2 separate regions of the Homo sapiens genome follow, and region 1 is linked to region 2. A link is an interaction called in ENCODE POLR2A ChIA-PET data of the cell type or tissue named here. Cell type or tissue: B cell. All regions are shown on one strand. Links, peaks and the distances in the headings refer to the core of each region. The heading gives the core; the rest is flanking DNA. Region 1 overlaps ZDHHC9 (zDHHC palmitoyltransferase 9). Region 2 has its middle 6.8 kb from the start of SASH3.

Region 1 (2,916 bases), core at 318-2,817, 60 kb before region 2:
TGGTTAATTTTCTTTATTGCTACTGGAGCAAAAGAGGGTTGTGCATTTTTCTCTGACCTTCACATAGAAGTAAATCTGGAGGCTGATTGTAAATTATGTTTTTAGTGTTAAGGGAAACTTCCCCTCTCAGCAGACTCTGAGGGTCATCAGAAGAATCTTGAAACAGTCTTAATGGGTGGTTCTACATGTTTATTGTCTTCTAGAGGTAGTGTCTTAGTCTGTTCTGGCTGCTGTAAGAAACTACCATCGACTGGGTGGCTTATAAACAACAGAAATTTGTGTCTCATAGTTCTGGAGGCTGGCAAGTACAAGATCAAGATGCCTGCAGGTTTGGTGACTGATGAAGGCCTGCTTTCTGGTTCATAGATGGCTGTCTTCTCTCCCTTGCCAAAGGGGCAAGGGAGCTTGCCAGGATTTCTTTTATAAGGATGCTAATCCCATTCATGAGGGTGGAGCCTTAGGTGACCTAATCACCCCCCAAAGGCCCCACCTCCAAAATCCATCACATTGGATGTTAAGATTTCAACATATGAATTTTGCAGGGATACAGACATTCAGTAAGTAGCAGGTAGGTAGTAAGAGGACAGATGGCCATCCATATCAGGGAGGTATTATAGCAAAGGCTTATTTCTCCCATGTGTGACCAAAGAGTATCATGGGGCTCTGATCCTTGGGCCTTCTTCCTTAAAGCCATACTTACCAGCTGCTACTGGAGCAGTTTCAAGCAGCCAGCAGCTCCCCTACAGAGCTCTTCCCTGACCACTTACAGCCCTTAGAGGCTGAGTCACCATTCTAACACTTGATTATCGGTCATCTTATTCTTTAGCTGTTTCATATTTCAGTTATGTTTTCCCCAACAAAATTAACTCCTATTTCCCTTGTTCTTCATTTGTTAGTCCAACAAGTACTTGTTGGCTGACTGATTACATTGATAAAAGAACAAACAAACCAAAAAACATAGCAAGAAAGCTGTTAGGGAGACTTAGAAGCAGTGTATTGTACAGAACACCAATCCAAGCTGCCAATCCGTAAGGCATAGCTCTCTGTCTAGATTCTTACCCATTCTACTCATGAATCTCTTCTGAGTGTTTTCATGTGAATTGAAGTCTGTGTCATTATCATCATCCCTCCAGTGAACTAGCATGCTAGGGATGGGGGATGGGACACGACACATGAGCCCAGCCTGGCACTGATGGTTACTGCTGGTCAGTACCACCGTGCCGCCTGAGGGGACATGTGGGAGTCCAGTTGTCTAGTCCAGCTATGGTAGCCTGAGGACAGTCAAGAAGTCAGTAGAGGATGGTTTAAAATGATGATGTCTCTTCAGGTGGCAGAAATGAAGACTTAGTTGGGACATGGTTGCATTTATAAAATTCACAAGGGAGAAAAGGAACTCTAATCCCCAGGAAGGAGAAAGGCCTCTTGGTACTTTGAATACAGGAGAGTTCTGTTTTAAGAAGTATATGGATATTATTATTCCATGGAGTGATATAGGGAGTTTCAGAAACAATTAGCTTATATTCGTGGATGACAGATCTGACCTAGTCTTTTTTTTTTTTTTTTTTTTGAGGTGGAGTCTTGCTCTGTCACCAGGCTGGAGTGCAGTGGTGCAATCTCAGCTCACTGCAACCTCCGCCTCATGGGTTCAAGTGATTCTCCTGTCTCAGCTTCCCGAGTAAGCTGGGATTACAGGTGCATGCCACCACGTCCGGCTTATGTATTTATTTATTTATTTATTTATTTATTTTTGAGACGGAGTCTTGCACTGTCACCCAGGCTGGAGTGCAGTGGCACGATCTCCGCTCACTGCAAGCTCCACCTCCCGGGTTCACACCATTCTCCTGCCTCAGCCTCCCAAGTAGCTGGGACTACAGGCACCCACCACCACGCCTGGCTAATTTTTTGTATTTTTAGTAGAGACGGGGTTTCACTGTGTTAGCCAGGGTGGTCTTGATCTCCTGACCTTGTGATCCACCCACCTCAGCCTCCCAAAGTGCTGGGATTACAGGCGTGAGCCACTGCACCCGGCCTTATTTTTGTGTTTTTAGTAGAGATGGGGTTTTGCCATGTTGGCCAGGATGGTCTTGAACTCCTGACCTCAGATGATCCACCTGCCTTGACCTCCCAAAGTGCTGGGATTACAGGTGTGAGCGACTGTGCCTGGCTGATCTAATCTTTATCTAAGACAAATTAGTGATGTTTGAGGATACTCCTGACTTTGGAGGTCTATATTGGGAATTACCACCAAACTTTCACGTAGCTTATTCTTGTCAGAGACAGACTTCCAGCTTATAGCAATTATGGGATTAGTCTAGGGTGATATTTTTGAAGTATTTTTTAAATTGACAAATATTTTATATATATATATAAAGATATATATACAAAGATATATATGTATACAATATGATGTTTTGATACATCTATACATTTGGAATAGTTAAATCAAGCTAATTAACATATGTATTACCTTACATACTTATTTTTTTAATGGTGAGAACGCTTAAAATCTACTCTCCTAGCAATTTTCTGGTATACAATATAGTGTTATTAACCATAGTCCGCATGTTGGGCAATAGATCTCATGAACTTATTCTTCCTTACTGAAATTTTATGTCCTTTGACAAACATCTTCCCAATCCTCCCTTCCCAATACCCCCGGTGGGGGTATTTTTTATCATAACTTTTGAAGACAAACACTATGGGTTGTAGTTCACAATAGTCTTAGTGGCTGGCGCTCGAAGTTTCCCCTTACTCAGAGTAGAAAGGCCTGCTAGTCCCACATCTGGCTTCCCAGCCACACCCACTCACTAGAGACGACTGGCTGCCAATAGCCTCATCTCTGGAGGAGAACAATACAATAGGCCTGTTGTGTACTTGTTGACATACAGAGTGGATTGTTTTAGCAGGTGCAGAAGA
Region 2 (2,916 bases), core at 308-2,807:
AGCCCGGCCCATTAGCAAATTTAATGGTGGTCATTTTAGGCAGGGAGGGCAGAAAGAGCAAAATTGCAGGAGGGAGAAGGCGGGCAGAGGAAAGCAAGGAGACAAGGGCAGGTGACTCTTGCGCCCATTCCTCATGCCCACATACAACACACACAGAGTGGGCATCTGGTGGCAGGGGCTGATGGGAGGGGAGGGAAAGACAGTGATCTTTGGAACTCTGAACTCGTGATAAGGTCTTGGTTTTAAAACAAAACAAAACAAAAAACACCTGCTGGTAGCTCTGTCAATTACCATCAGAAGAGGAGGCTGGACTTTGGTGCTCAGATTAAAACACACTCATGACTCACTGGTGGGGGGGTGCACTTTCTATGGGGGACAAGTAGGGGCTGGGCTACTCTGCATAAATCTCTGTCCCAAGGTTACAAGGACAAACCTCTCTGATCAGTGGGCCCCTCCCCCATGGGGACAATTGTCCAGGGCTCCAGGGAAGAGGAGGAACAGAACACCTCTCAGAAATGGAGTCAGGTTGTCCTGATTGGATTCAGATTGTTGTATGGTCACCTACTGGCTGCATAACCTTGGGCAAGTGACCTCACCTGCAATGAGCCTTAGTGAAGATGGTAACAGTGATAATGTGGGCCTTTCTTGTGGGTGTGTGTGACTAGGGTTACTACTCAGGTGACATGCATAGAGGGAGTGCTCTCAGCCCAGTGCCCCAGCTAGTGGAAAGTGCTGGGTACCTGGTGAGTGACTCCACATCAGTTCACTTCAGACTCCACCTGGAGTTTCTCCCCTTGCTAAATCCAGGAAGGCCTTGGTGACCGTTAGGAGCTGCCGCTTTCTCCCTTAGTGTCCCCTTGGAATCTTCTTCTTCTTCTTTTTTTTTTTTTTGAGACAGAGTCTCACTCTGTGGCCCAGGCTGGAGTGCAGTGGCAAGATCTCGGCTCACTGCAGCCTTCGCCTCCCAGATTCTCCTGTCTCAGCCTCCCGAGTAGCTGGGATTACAGGCGCCTGCCACCACACCCAGCTAATTTTTTGTATTTTTAGTAGAGACAGGGTTTCACCATGTTGCCGACCATGTTGCCAAACCAGGCTGGTCTCGAACCCCTGACCTCAGGTGATCCACCCACCTTGGCCTCCTAAAGAGCTGGGATTATAGGCGTGAGCCACCATGCCCGGCCTGGCACCTGCTTCTATGTCTCTTGAGGTCCGCATCTGAATCTCTGCTACGTGACCCTGTGGCCCATATCCTATGTCTCCACCTTGTCAAGAGTGCATCCCTCACCCCAAGTTGTTCTAGAACACAAGAGGTGTGACAAACAAGAGGGCCTGAAGCTGCCTGGGACCCGCTGGGAGAGAAACCAGCTTTTCAGCTTCGTGGACTTGCCACGGACCACTGGGGCTTTCTCAACCACCCATCCTACCCGACTTAAGCTGCTTGCTCAGTTCCTGTTTCACAAAGAAACAAGGAAGTGAAGAGATGGGCCGGCCTCTGGGCAAAGGCTAGCTGGCTTGGGGTTTGGGGAGCACCTCCCCCTCCTGGCTGTGACGAGCCATGAGGAGCAGGGACGGACAGGGAGGAAACGGTTGCTACTGAATCTTTCGCACTTCTATATATATATATTTTTTGGTGCCAAGAGTGCCCAACCACTGATTTGAGGAAGCACCCAGTGAGTTGGTAAAATTCACTGCTGACGTGGTTTAGCTGGCTGAAGAGTAGCCAGCCCAGCCCCTTCTGAGGTCCCAACTCACACACAGCTGGAACCAGCTGACTGGCAAACCAGCAAAGGCTGAGTTAGTTATCATTTTAAAAAATGAACTATTGTCTCACACCTGTAATCCCAGCACTTTGGGAGGCCAAGGCAGGAGGATTGCTTGAGGCCAGAAATTTGAGACCAGCCTAGGCAACATAGACATCATCTCTATAAAATAAAAATTAAAAAAAAAATTAATCGGGCATGGCGGTGCATGCCTGTAGTCCTAGCTAATCAGGAGGCTGAGGCGGGAGAAGCACTTGAGCCCAGGATTTCAAGGTTACGGTGAGCTATGATGGTGCCATTGCTCTCCAGCCTGGGTGACAGAGCAAGACCCTCTCTCTAAAAAAAAAAACAAAAAACAAAAGGAGCTATTTAGATGATTTGTGTATGTACCTATCTACCTATCATCTTACCTATGCCCTTTTCTATTCAGATTTGAAGCTTGAAGGAACGTGGCTCAACACCGCCGTCACCATTGTTGTCACAGCTGTGTGACCTTCAACAGGTCTCCTTGGGCCTCAGTGGGTCATTAGAGGCAGTAAGGGAGTGACAGAAGCACACACTGAAAGCGAGAGCGGAGCCATTGTGGAGCTGAGTCAGTATGCTGCGGATTTAGTCCTTGCTCTGGCCCCACTGGACTGTGTGACCTTGGACAAGTCCCTTCCTCTTCCTGGGTTGCTGTTGAAGTTTTCCCATCTGTACACTGAAAGGACTGCACCAGGTTTTGTGTGTGTGTGTGTGTGTGTGTGTGTGTGTGTGTGTGTGTGTGTGTGTTTGGTCATGGAGCTCCTATTCAGGATTGGCTCTTGAATTTTGCGGGCCTTGTGCAAAATGAAAATGCCCGGTGCCTCTTGCTTAAAAATTATCAAGAATTTTGAGACAGTGACAGGCGAGCATTAAACCAAGCATGGGGCCCTTGTAAGCACAAAGTCTTGAGGGACTGCACAGGTCCTACACCCGTGAAGCTGGCCCTGCAACTACTTCAAGTACAATTTTACGGGAAGCCCGTCAGGGCTACTTCGTGCAGCAGCTCTGTTTTCCTCGACAGCCCCTGTGGTGTTTCTGAGGCATCTCAGGCTCCCGGGAGCATAGTTGGAAAGACGTAAATTAGATGTTTGCTCTAGAGCCTTTCTAATTTTGGCTATTTATATATAAAACT

The links. Peaks named below come from ENCODE experiments on the same cell type or tissue, not always from the same donor. Only the 100,000 strongest peaks of a DNase experiment are listed, where the experiment ranks them.
Region 1: POLR2A ChIA-PET joins it to region 2 with 8 read pairs; 7 of 35 experiments call an interaction of 5 or more read pairs at or near these places.

What each region holds. Positions count from the first base shown.
Region 1 is chrX:129,831,616-129,834,531 of GRCh38, reverse strand. The region is part of intron 3 of ZDHHC9 (zDHHC palmitoyltransferase 9); the gene reads left to right. Among named protein-coding and RNA genes, the nearest start is that of ZDHHC9, 11 kb to the left of the region's middle. In B cell, for the core only: no CTCF peak of the experiment used is centred there; no DNase peak of the experiment used is centred there.
Region 2 is chrX:129,771,642-129,774,557 of GRCh38, reverse strand. No RefSeq gene overlaps it. Among named protein-coding and RNA genes, the nearest start is that of SASH3, 6.8 kb to the left of the region's middle. RefSeq lists an enhancer at 1,111-1,410. In B cell, for the core only: no CTCF peak of the experiment used is centred there; DNase peaks (open chromatin) are centred at 507, 687 and 1,497; H3K4me3 peaks cover 119 bases; H3K27ac peaks cover 2,500 bases.